3 separate regions of the Homo sapiens genome follow, and regions 1 and 3 are each linked to region 2. The links are chromatin contacts, found by Hi-C in ENCODE. All regions are on one chromosome and are shown on one strand. The core of a region is the stretch at or near the end of the contact, and the rest is flanking DNA. Distances in the headings are between cores, read along the strand shown.

Region 1 (2,906 bases), core at 283-2,782, 1.1 Mb before region 2:
GTTGGCCAGGCTGTTCTTGAACTCCTGACCTCATGATCCACCTGCCTCAGCCTCCCAAAGTGCTGGGATTACAGGCGTGAGCCACCGCACTCAGCCTTACCTTTCCTTCTTTTAAACACTCTCTCTCAGAAATAACTTTTTTGGCTTAAATGAGCAAAACTAGGGAAAGGAGCAACCAGTCTGTCGGAATGGGGAGGACAAATGGTCTCCTGTCCCTCCCATACCCAAGCAAGAGCGGAGCTCAGCCAGCCCCGGTGCCCTGGGGAGCCTGGTGGGAGGACTGGCGGGGCAGGGGCTCAGGCACGCACTTAGAAAAGGTGCAGTCCAGCCCCGGCAGCACGGTATACTCCCCAAAGGGTGCCAGGGCCACCAGGTCCATGCTGTGGGTGCCGCTCACACAGCATTCCAGGTTGAAGAAGGAGTTCAGGACGGCCAGCTTCAGCTTCCTGGTCTCCTCATCCTCTGTCCAGCCGGCCACGTGCTGGCCAATCTCCTTCTTGAGGTACTCCCCGACGCTGGGCACCGGGGTCTCTGCAGCGTGCAGGAACTCCCGGGTCTGGTCTATCAGGCCGTAGAACAGAGTCGCCATCTCCGCCACCAGCTGGAGGCTCACGCTGGCCCCGGAGCTGGCGTAGCTCACGGAGGGCAGGCCCACGTGACCCCCGGTCTCCACCAGCTGGTTCTCCTGGGACAGCTCCTTCTCCCCCAGCAGCCCGTACTCAGCAGCCAGCTGGAAGACGGGGTTACCCCGGGAGGGCCCATGGATCCAGTGCGCGCCCACCTCCACCACGCCACCTGCGAGGGGACAGCAGATGCCACCTGGAGGTCCCTTTCCTAGAAGGGTCACCCCGAGCCCTTCTCCTGGGCCACGCCCACGCTGGCCTTCCCAAGGAGGATGTACCACACTGTCCCCAAGGGCCCTGTGGTCCCCCAGGGCAGGGCCCTGTCAGACCCAGTTTAAGGGGAGCACCTGGGCAGGAGGGCACTTGTCGGGCGGTGTGGACCAGAGGGAGGGGCGCAGGGTGGGCGTACCCCGGGGCTGGGGGGGCCCCCGTGGGGCAGAATCAGGGCGGCCTTGTGGAGCCGTAGGTCGCCTTCCCTGGCCGGCGCCCTCCTGACTAACTCTGAGCCCTGAGTTTCGGGGCGGTGAACTCTGGCGGATTAAGCGAGCGGGGATTCCCTCGGGGAGCCCGGTGAGGCGGCCGGGCAGGTCGGCTGCGCGCAGGGCAGGTTGGGGCCGGCGAGTTCGGGCGCAGCCGGTTGGGTTCCGGGAGGGGCTCCGGGAGGGGCGGTTACCGAAGCAGCGCTCCGAGCGGATGCGGCCCCCGGCGCGGGCCGTGGCCTCCAGGACCCGCAGGTGCGGGAAGGCGGAGTGGCCGCAGAGCCTCTGCGCCGCGCCCAGCCCCGCGATGCCGCCGCCCACCACCAGCACCCGGGGTCCGCCCGGGGCCTCCCCGACGCTGCCGGTCGACTCCATCGCGCGGTCCGGGCAGTCCGAGGGCTTCTGAGTAGCCGGGAGGTCTGGAGCTCTCGGAGGAGGCCGGAGGCGGAGCGAGGGGGCGGGGAGGCGCTGGGAGGGGCGGGGAGGGGCGGGGAGGCGCGGGGAGGCGCGGGGAGGGGCGGGGAGGGGCGGGGAGGGGCGGGGAGGCGCGGGGAGGGGCGGGGAGGCGCGGGGAGGGGCGGGGAGGCGCGGGGAGGCGCGGGGAGGCGCGGGGAGGCGCGGGGAGGGGCGGGGAGGGGCGGGGAGGGGCGGGGAAGGGGCCGGGCCGAGCCCCACAGTGCGCCTCGGCCTCCGCGAGCCTCCGGACTGGGCTCGGGTCTCAGAGGGAAGCGCCCCGCGTGGGAGGGCCCGCGAGGACAGGCGTCAGGGAGCGTCCCGCGCTGCCGGGCGGTGCGCGCGAGCGTCCCCATGGAGGGAGAAGCCGGCCGGCCGGGCGGGCCAGTGTCTCCTCCAAGGGAGACGAGGGCGCAGCGAGCGCTTCCCCCAGGGACCCGCGTCGAGTGCGAGGGCGCAGTGGGTCTGGGGGTGCCACGGTGTCAGGGGTGGGACCTGGGAGAGCTTAACGCGTCCGGAGGGGGGCTGTGAAAGCCTCCAGCATCGCCAGCGAGCCGTCAGTTCGCGTGTGCGCGCGCCTGCGTGTGCGCGTGTAGTCACAGGGCTGCAGGGACACAGGACCAAAGTACAAAGTACACTCGCAAAGTACAAAGTTCAGAAGCCGAGGGCAAGTGCAGAAACGTCCCTCGCCCGGGAAGTTGAGCGCACACCCAGGCACGCCTGTGTTTCTGGAGAATCCCCGGTGCAGGCGGCCGAGTTTTCTGCTGCATCGCAGCCCGCGGGGGTTGGAAAGGCTCCCGCCCTGTTTTCAGGCGCGTCCCCGCCTCCTGAGCCCCGGTCCTCTGCCGAGGGGCCGCGCGCTCCAGTTTGCCAGCGTGAGCTTCACTCTTCGCTCTCGGCGTGGGCCTCCTGAGCCGTGTCTTACTTTCCTTTGATTCCCTCTCGTCCCAGCTGGAGAAAAGGCTCCCGGAAGGGTGACCTGGTGTCGCTGGATTCCACTCCCCATCACTCCCTAGCCAACCCCGCGAGCTGAGCTCCAGGCAGGGAGAGGGGCGGGTGCCTGGGAGTCGGGCTGACTCCCTGGGCGGTGGCGGGCAGGGGTCGAGCGTCCTCTGTCCGTCAGGGGCCCGCAGCACCAGGAGGCGACGCTGGATGCAGTGGCCATCTCCTCCTGCCTCCAGGCCATGGGGAACCCAGGGCGGATCCCGGGTCAGCAGGGCCAGCTGTCCACCAAGCTGACCCACCCGACATGCCAGGACTAAGGAAAGAAGGGCTGCCCCACACCCTTAGTCGGATGGCAAGTGTTTGGGGTGCAGCCCCCGCCACGAGTGTCACCTGTTCTGCCTGAGCA
Region 2 (2,830 bases), core at 147-2,646:
TGTCCAGGCGGGTGCATGTCCTAGGTAGATGGGCATGGTTCCATTCCTTATAGTCCCCAAGGGATGGGGGCTCCTGTTGGCCCAGAAGCCACACAGACTTCCCGTGCTCACATTTCATGCATCAGGCGGTTAGGGCGGGCGGCCACACTGAATGTCAAAGGCCGTGGGGAGGCAGGGCTCACAGTGGCTGAATGACAGGGTAGACAGTTGTGTGCGGTGGGAGGGACGGGAGCGGGAGACACTGGCCTTGGAGCCATGTTGGGGATCCGCTCATCGTCCGGGCGGGCAGCAGGAAATCCCATCTAGGATTTCACCGAGGAGGAAGAGACCCCGTCTTTGTGTCCTGGTTACAGGGCAGAACTTAAGGAGGTAAAGGCTTCCTAAAGTCAAACAGCCCGGTAGCAAAAACTGATTCTTCAGTGACAAGCGCCAGGGGCAGGCGGCGAGGCTCCATGCAGAGCCGCGCCTTCTCCAGGGCACTCCAAGGCGCCCAGCACTTTCCGCGCAAGGTCGCGCCTGGCCCTGCGCAGGGGCAGAGGTGCCCGGAGGTCAAGCCGCGCCCCAGGCCTCCGAAATACGCCGAGTGCCGAGGCCCCTGTCGCATCTGGACAAGGGGACCCTGGGCGACTCGGGCACGCGGTCTCAGGCCGGACGGGGGTCGCGAGGATGGCACGGGGGTGCCCGAGAGCGCGGGCGCACGTGCTCAGGGCTTAGCGCCCACCCCAGGCGCCCGCGTGTGCGCGCGCGCAGCCAGGCCCGCCCTGCCCCACCCCACCCTCTGGCGCAGCGCTTGGACTCAGCCTGCCGCCTCCTGACCGTGAGCCGGGCTCTGCCCGGCAGATTCCCGCCGCCCGCATCCCGGGCCTGCAGCCCGGCCTCACCCTGCGCAAAGCAGAAGGCTGGAGTTTAGGGCTCCCCGCACTGGGCGGCGGAAGCCCGCGCGCCGGCTGTTTTCACGAAGAAGGCAGGGGAGGGAGGCCCCCGGAGACCGCGAGAAGGTCCCGCCGCCGTGCCGGGCACAGCAGTCCCCGTGCCAGGGACGCCGACCTCCGGGGCCCCAGGATACCCGTGGGGACGCTCCCTGCCTCCCTCGCTCTCGTACCCGCCGTCTAGTCTGAGCCGTGGTCCCCGTGTCCCGGCGAACCACAGCCCCCATCCCTAGACTGGTGGCGGCCACCCACTCCCTAGCGACACTCCAGGCACTAGCCCCGCCCCTGCCCCGCCCCCGGCTCGGCCCCGCCCCTACCCTTCCCGAAGCTCCGCACCTGCCACGCCCCGGCGCTCAGCTCCGCCTCGACCCCTTCCAGGAGCTCCGCCCCGCCCCCGCCCCTTCCAGAAGCCCCGCCCCTGCCCCGCCCCCAGCGCTCGCAATCTACGGGGCGGGTTCCACCGCCCAGAAGAGCGCACGGCGGGCGCTGCCGGCCCCGAGCGCTCCCGCTACCACTGCCGCTCCCGGCCCTGCCGGCCGGCCATGCCCCGAGTTCCGGCTGCCGCGCGCACCCAGACCCGGCGATGAGGAGTGGCGCCGAGCGCAGGGGCAGCAGCGCCGCGGCGTCCCCGGGCTCGCCGCCCCCCGGCCGCGCGCGCCCCGCCGGCTCCGACGCGCCCTCGGCCCTGCCGCCGCCCGCTGCTGGCCAGCCCCGGGCCCGGGACTCGGGCGATGTCCGCTCGCAGCCGCGCCCCCTGTTTCAGTGGAGCAAGTGGAAGAAGAGGATGGGCTCGTCCATGTCGGCGGCCACCGCGCGGAGGCCGGTGTTTGACGACAAGGAGGACGGTGAGTGCGGGCACGGGGACGACGTGGGGGCCGCGCGCTATTGCAGGGGCGGGCGCGGCTGGGCGGCTTTTTCCCGCAGGGGTTCCCCCGGTGTCCGGGACGGCTTCCCGGGGCGCCCCGGCTTCCGGAGAAGCTCGCGCCGGGTGGCTGCGGCCCCACGCGAGTTCTGGGCGCCCGCCCGCGTCCTCCGTTTCTAGTGGCGGCGCCGCAGGAGGAGCAGGCTGGGCCCGGGCCCTCGGGGCGAGGGTCCCCCGCGGCTGTGGCGTCTCCGGGCTTGCGCGCGCCTCCGCCCACCGCCCGTGGCAGCCCTGCTTTCCGCTTTCCGTGATCCGCTCGGGCCCACGTGCGGGCTCGTTTGTACTTTGCAGTTAGAGAGGCGCTCACCTGTGCCGCCCGAGTGCGAGTGAGGCTCCTGCCCCACAGGTGGCGGGGCCCGGCCGCTCAGAGGCTCAGTCTCCTTGGTGACCGCGCGGTGTCCATCCTCTGCTCACCCATGTGCGCTGGAGGCAGGGCCAGGCCGTTGTGCAAAGACCTGCCCTGCCAGGAACGAGTGCGCTGCTGAGTCCTGTAGATAAAGCCGCCAACCCCGGGGACTGGTGTCTCCTGAGTGACCGTGCAGCCGTGGGCGCCATAGAAAGCAGAGAAGGCAGGTGAGGTGACATGGGACAGGCCTGCAGGGACACCTCCCGGGGTGCCAGGGGGCCCCGGGGACCCCCGAATTATCACCTGCAGGGAGATGTGGTGCCGCGTCTGCCTGTGGGCACTGTAATACAGTCACATGCAGACATACAGCTCTTTTCTACAGGTAACATGCAAATCATTTAAAATCGTACATTGATGACACATTTCATGTTTTTTGACATTTTCTTAAAATACTTGAAATGTGCATTTTTCATTTATAGATAGCGTGCAGAGGTATGATGGATCCTTCAAAATTTTAGAGCCCAGCGCTCAGGAGCCAGGCTATTTACTTGCGATAAATAATTTAAGCATTATGGGAAATTACAGTAATACGACCTCAGGCCGGCGTTGGTGAGTGTGGGGCCGTGCACCGCC
Region 3 (2,834 bases), core at 221-2,720, 1.0 Mb before region 2:
TGCTTAATAAGTCTGACCGTCTATGCATTCCGGCTAGTTGGAAACCTTTTCCTAAAATCAAAAGCAGACACGTGCTGAGCCTGGCGGCTCCCTACCTTCTGCTTTTCTTTGGCTTATCAAACCGGAAGTCCGCGGGGTACAGGTGCATCCTCACCATGTGATCCTTCCGGTCTCTGCTGGTCTTGAACTTCTCTGTGCAGCCTTCTACCAAGCACTGATACTGAAATGGAGACCGTGTCACCTCCCTCTGACCCCTGGCCCTCCCCCACCGCCATGCCCCCGTAGCAGAGCTGCCAAGGGCGGAAAGGTGTCCCCGGCCTTGCCCGAGCACCCGAGAGCTGGGGGCAGCACTCTGAGCCCATCACCAATGGGGGGTGGCCTCGGCGGCTGTGCAGTTGTCACCCACCATGTCCTGCCTCTCAGACAGGATCTGGAAGAGCGAATCGTGCCACTCCAGGATGTGGGCGTCCAGCAGGTGTCCGGAAGGGAAGGCCCGCTTGCAAAAGGAGCAAACATTTCCGTGCAGCGTGTGGTAGTGGTGCTCGTAGTCGTCCAGGGCATCGAACACCTGGCAGCAGCCGGCCACCTGGCAGGCAAACGCGGGCACCCTGCCAAGGAGACGTGCTTCAGGAGCCCTTCCTCCGGTGCGAGGAACCAAGCTGGACTTTCTGCACAGTTTCCCTTTGAGACGTCCAATAAAGCCCCTATGCATCTTTTGCAATCCCAAACCCTCTTTTTATGAATTAAGTTTCACAAACAGGCTAGGTGGTGGAAGAGTCGGCCACGCCAAAGCTGGACAGGCACAGCGCCTCGGTGGGGCGGCCGCACATGGAAGAGCGGCAGCACAGCCCCAGGGACCAGGCACCGGTCAGGGAGGCGGCGCAGGAGTAGCACTGGCTAGGCACTGCCCATTCGCTTACCTGGGCTTCTCAGGCACGTCGGCCACCTGCATGATCACGTCCTGGAGGTAGAGGTGGCGCTGCACGTCCCCATCCTGCAGGAAAAGTGCGCCGTGGGCGGGGCCAGGTGACTCGCGGCACGCCCACCGCGTCAGGCCTCGCCCACACCCGTGGCCCCAGTCATCCCGCGCTCCGGTCCCGCCCCACAGCCTCAGGCCCCGCCCACTCCACGTTCCGGCCCCGCCCCACCACCTCAGGTCCCGCCTGTCCCAGGCTCCGGCCCCGCCCCGCAGTCGTAGGCCCCTCCCACTCCAGGCTCCGGCCCCGCCTCGCCGCCGTAGGCCCCACTGGATCCTACAACTACTTTTTCCCTCTTTTGCTCACGCACCTCGAAGAACTGGTGCTCCCGCGGGAAGCGCACGGGGCGCGCAACGAAGCGAAAGGGCGCGGCCCCAGCCGCGGGATCCCGCTCTACAGGCAGCGGCTCCGCCGCCCCGGGCCCCGCAGCGAGGCGGGCGCACAGCGCGGGGGGCAACTGCATCACCCCGGGCGCGGGCGGGCGCAGCCTGTCGGCCACCGTCCGCGAGCCGAGCCGGACGTGACGTCACGCTCACTTCCGCCGCCGTCGGGGGCTGCGCGGGGGCTGTGGCTCCGGGACTGCGGTGAGTCCTGGCCGAACGCGGGCGCGGGCGTGATGAGGGGGTTGGGGGACTGCCAGGCCCGGGGGGGCCCACGAGGCGACGGGGCTGGCGGGACGCGGCTCTTCCCGCGCGCTCCCTCTGGCTGTGCAGCGGTCCCCGAACTCTGGGGCCGAAGCCCTTCGGGCCTGCACCGGCCAGGCCAGCGTCTTGCCCCGCGGCCCGACACTCAGCCGGGGCGGGGCGGAGCGGGCCTCCGGGTCGTCCCGGGTGTCCCCTCCCAGCCCTGGGAAGCCGGGTCGCAGGTCCCCCTCTCGCACGCCCTCTCCCGTCCGCCTTGCCCCGCCTGTCGTCTCCCGCTGCAGTCCCTGGATCTTGTTCCCTCTAAACCAGTCGCGAACTGGAGCCAAAGTGACTCCAGTTTTATTGTAACCGTTTTTAATTTAAAGCCCTTGGGTGACTTCCCGTTACTTTAGTTCAAAGGCCCTTTCCTGGTTTGTCGGGGTCCTGTCGACCTCTCCAGTCCCCGCAGCTCCCGTGAAACACAGGACCTGTGCTAGGTGCTCAGGGCGTGTGGGGGAAGGCATCACAGGAGGGCGCGGCAGCCTTGTAGGAGAGACAGACGTCAGAGTAAAGAGTCACCTAATTAAAATGGTGAATGACAACACACGCGGGAAGCAGTGGACGCTTCAGATCTACTGCAGAGAATGGGCCCAGTGGCGGATAGAGGCTTTAGCTTTCTCGTCTGTCACCCAGGCTGGAGTGCAATGGTGCGATCATAGCTGATAGATCGCTGCGGCCTCAAATTCTTGGGCTCAAGTGGTCCTGCTGCCTCAGCGTTCCAAAGAGCTGTAACTGCAGGCGTGAGCCACCATGCCTGCCCCTGTACTTTTTCCATGTTTAGATACACAAATATCTCTGTGTTACAGTTGTCTAGTGTTCAGCACCGCCACCTGCTGGGCAGGTTTGTAGCCCACGAGCAAGAGGCTCCTCTAGGTGGTTTAGGTGCATTGTAGGCCGTACACCATCCAGGTCTGCGAGTGACTCTGATGATCGCACAGAAGGAAATCATGTAACCATACGTTTCTCTTTTTTTCTTTTGGAGATAGTGTCTCTCTCTGTCGCTCAGGCTGGAGTGCAGTGGCGCGATCTGGGCTCACTGCAACCTCTGCCTGCTGGGTTCAAGCGATTCTCGTGCCTCAGCTTCCCAAGTAGCTGGGATTACAAGTGTGCGCCACCAGGCTTGGCCAATTTTTGTATTTTTGGTAGAGACTGGTTTTCACCATGTTGGCCAGGC

The links. Hi-C counts contacts between places; a loop is a spot of excess contacts on that map. Pooled maps may share reads with other maps.
Region 1: a map of CD4-positive, alpha-beta T cell shows a loop between it and region 2 (7-fold over the local background). The contact joins the promoter of PAOX here to the promoter of STK32C in region 2. A Hi-C loop is called at or near these places in 3 of 168 maps with a recorded cell type or tissue (CD14-positive monocyte, CD4-positive, alpha-beta T cell and ascending aorta), 4 of 37 single-sample maps with no recorded cell type and 16 of 50 pooled maps.
Region 3: a map of CD8-positive, alpha-beta T cell shows a loop between it and region 2 (14-fold over the local background). The contact joins the promoter of ZNF511-PRAP1 here to the promoter of STK32C in region 2. A Hi-C loop is called at or near these places in 4 of 168 maps with a recorded cell type or tissue (CD8-positive, alpha-beta T cell, ascending aorta and naive thymus-derived CD4-positive, alpha-beta T cell) and 13 of 50 pooled maps.

What each region holds. Positions count from the first base shown.
Region 1 is chr10:133,377,888-133,380,793 of GRCh38, reverse strand. It overlaps PAOX (polyamine oxidase), which reads right to left and starts at 1,532. Exons shown (of 7, transcript NM_152911.4): 1 at 1,297-1,532; 2 at 309-795. The coding sequence starts at 1,477. LOC124902563 (a long non-coding RNA gene) reads left to right here and starts at 1,903. Exons shown (of 2, transcript XR_007062395.1): 1 at 1,903-2,906. RefSeq lists silencers at 1,197-1,606, 1,707-1,966 and an enhancer at 1,940-2,439.
Region 2 is chr10:132,306,516-132,309,345 of GRCh38, reverse strand. It overlaps STK32C (serine/threonine kinase 32C), which reads left to right and starts at 1,396. Exons shown (of 12, transcript NM_173575.4): 1 at 1,396-1,774. The coding sequence starts at 1,513. RefSeq lists enhancers at 1-125, 126-670 and a silencer at 923-1,572.
Region 3 is chr10:133,307,550-133,310,383 of GRCh38, reverse strand. ZNF511-PRAP1 (ZNF511-PRAP1 readthrough) reads right to left here and starts at 1,470. Exons shown (of 9, transcript NM_001396060.1): 1 at 1,288-1,470; 2 at 921-994; 3 at 407-608; 4 at 96-220. The coding sequence starts at 1,440. TUBGCP2 (tubulin gamma complex component 2) reads left to right here and starts at 1,512. Exons shown (of 18, transcript NM_006659.4): 1 at 1,512-1,561. ZNF511 (zinc finger protein 511) reads right to left here and starts at 1,470. Exons shown (of 6, transcript NM_145806.4): 1 at 1,288-1,470; 2 at 921-994; 3 at 407-608; 4 at 96-220. The coding sequence starts at 1,440. RefSeq lists enhancers at 985-1,279, 687-1,382, 2,106-2,335 and a silencer at 1,026-1,875.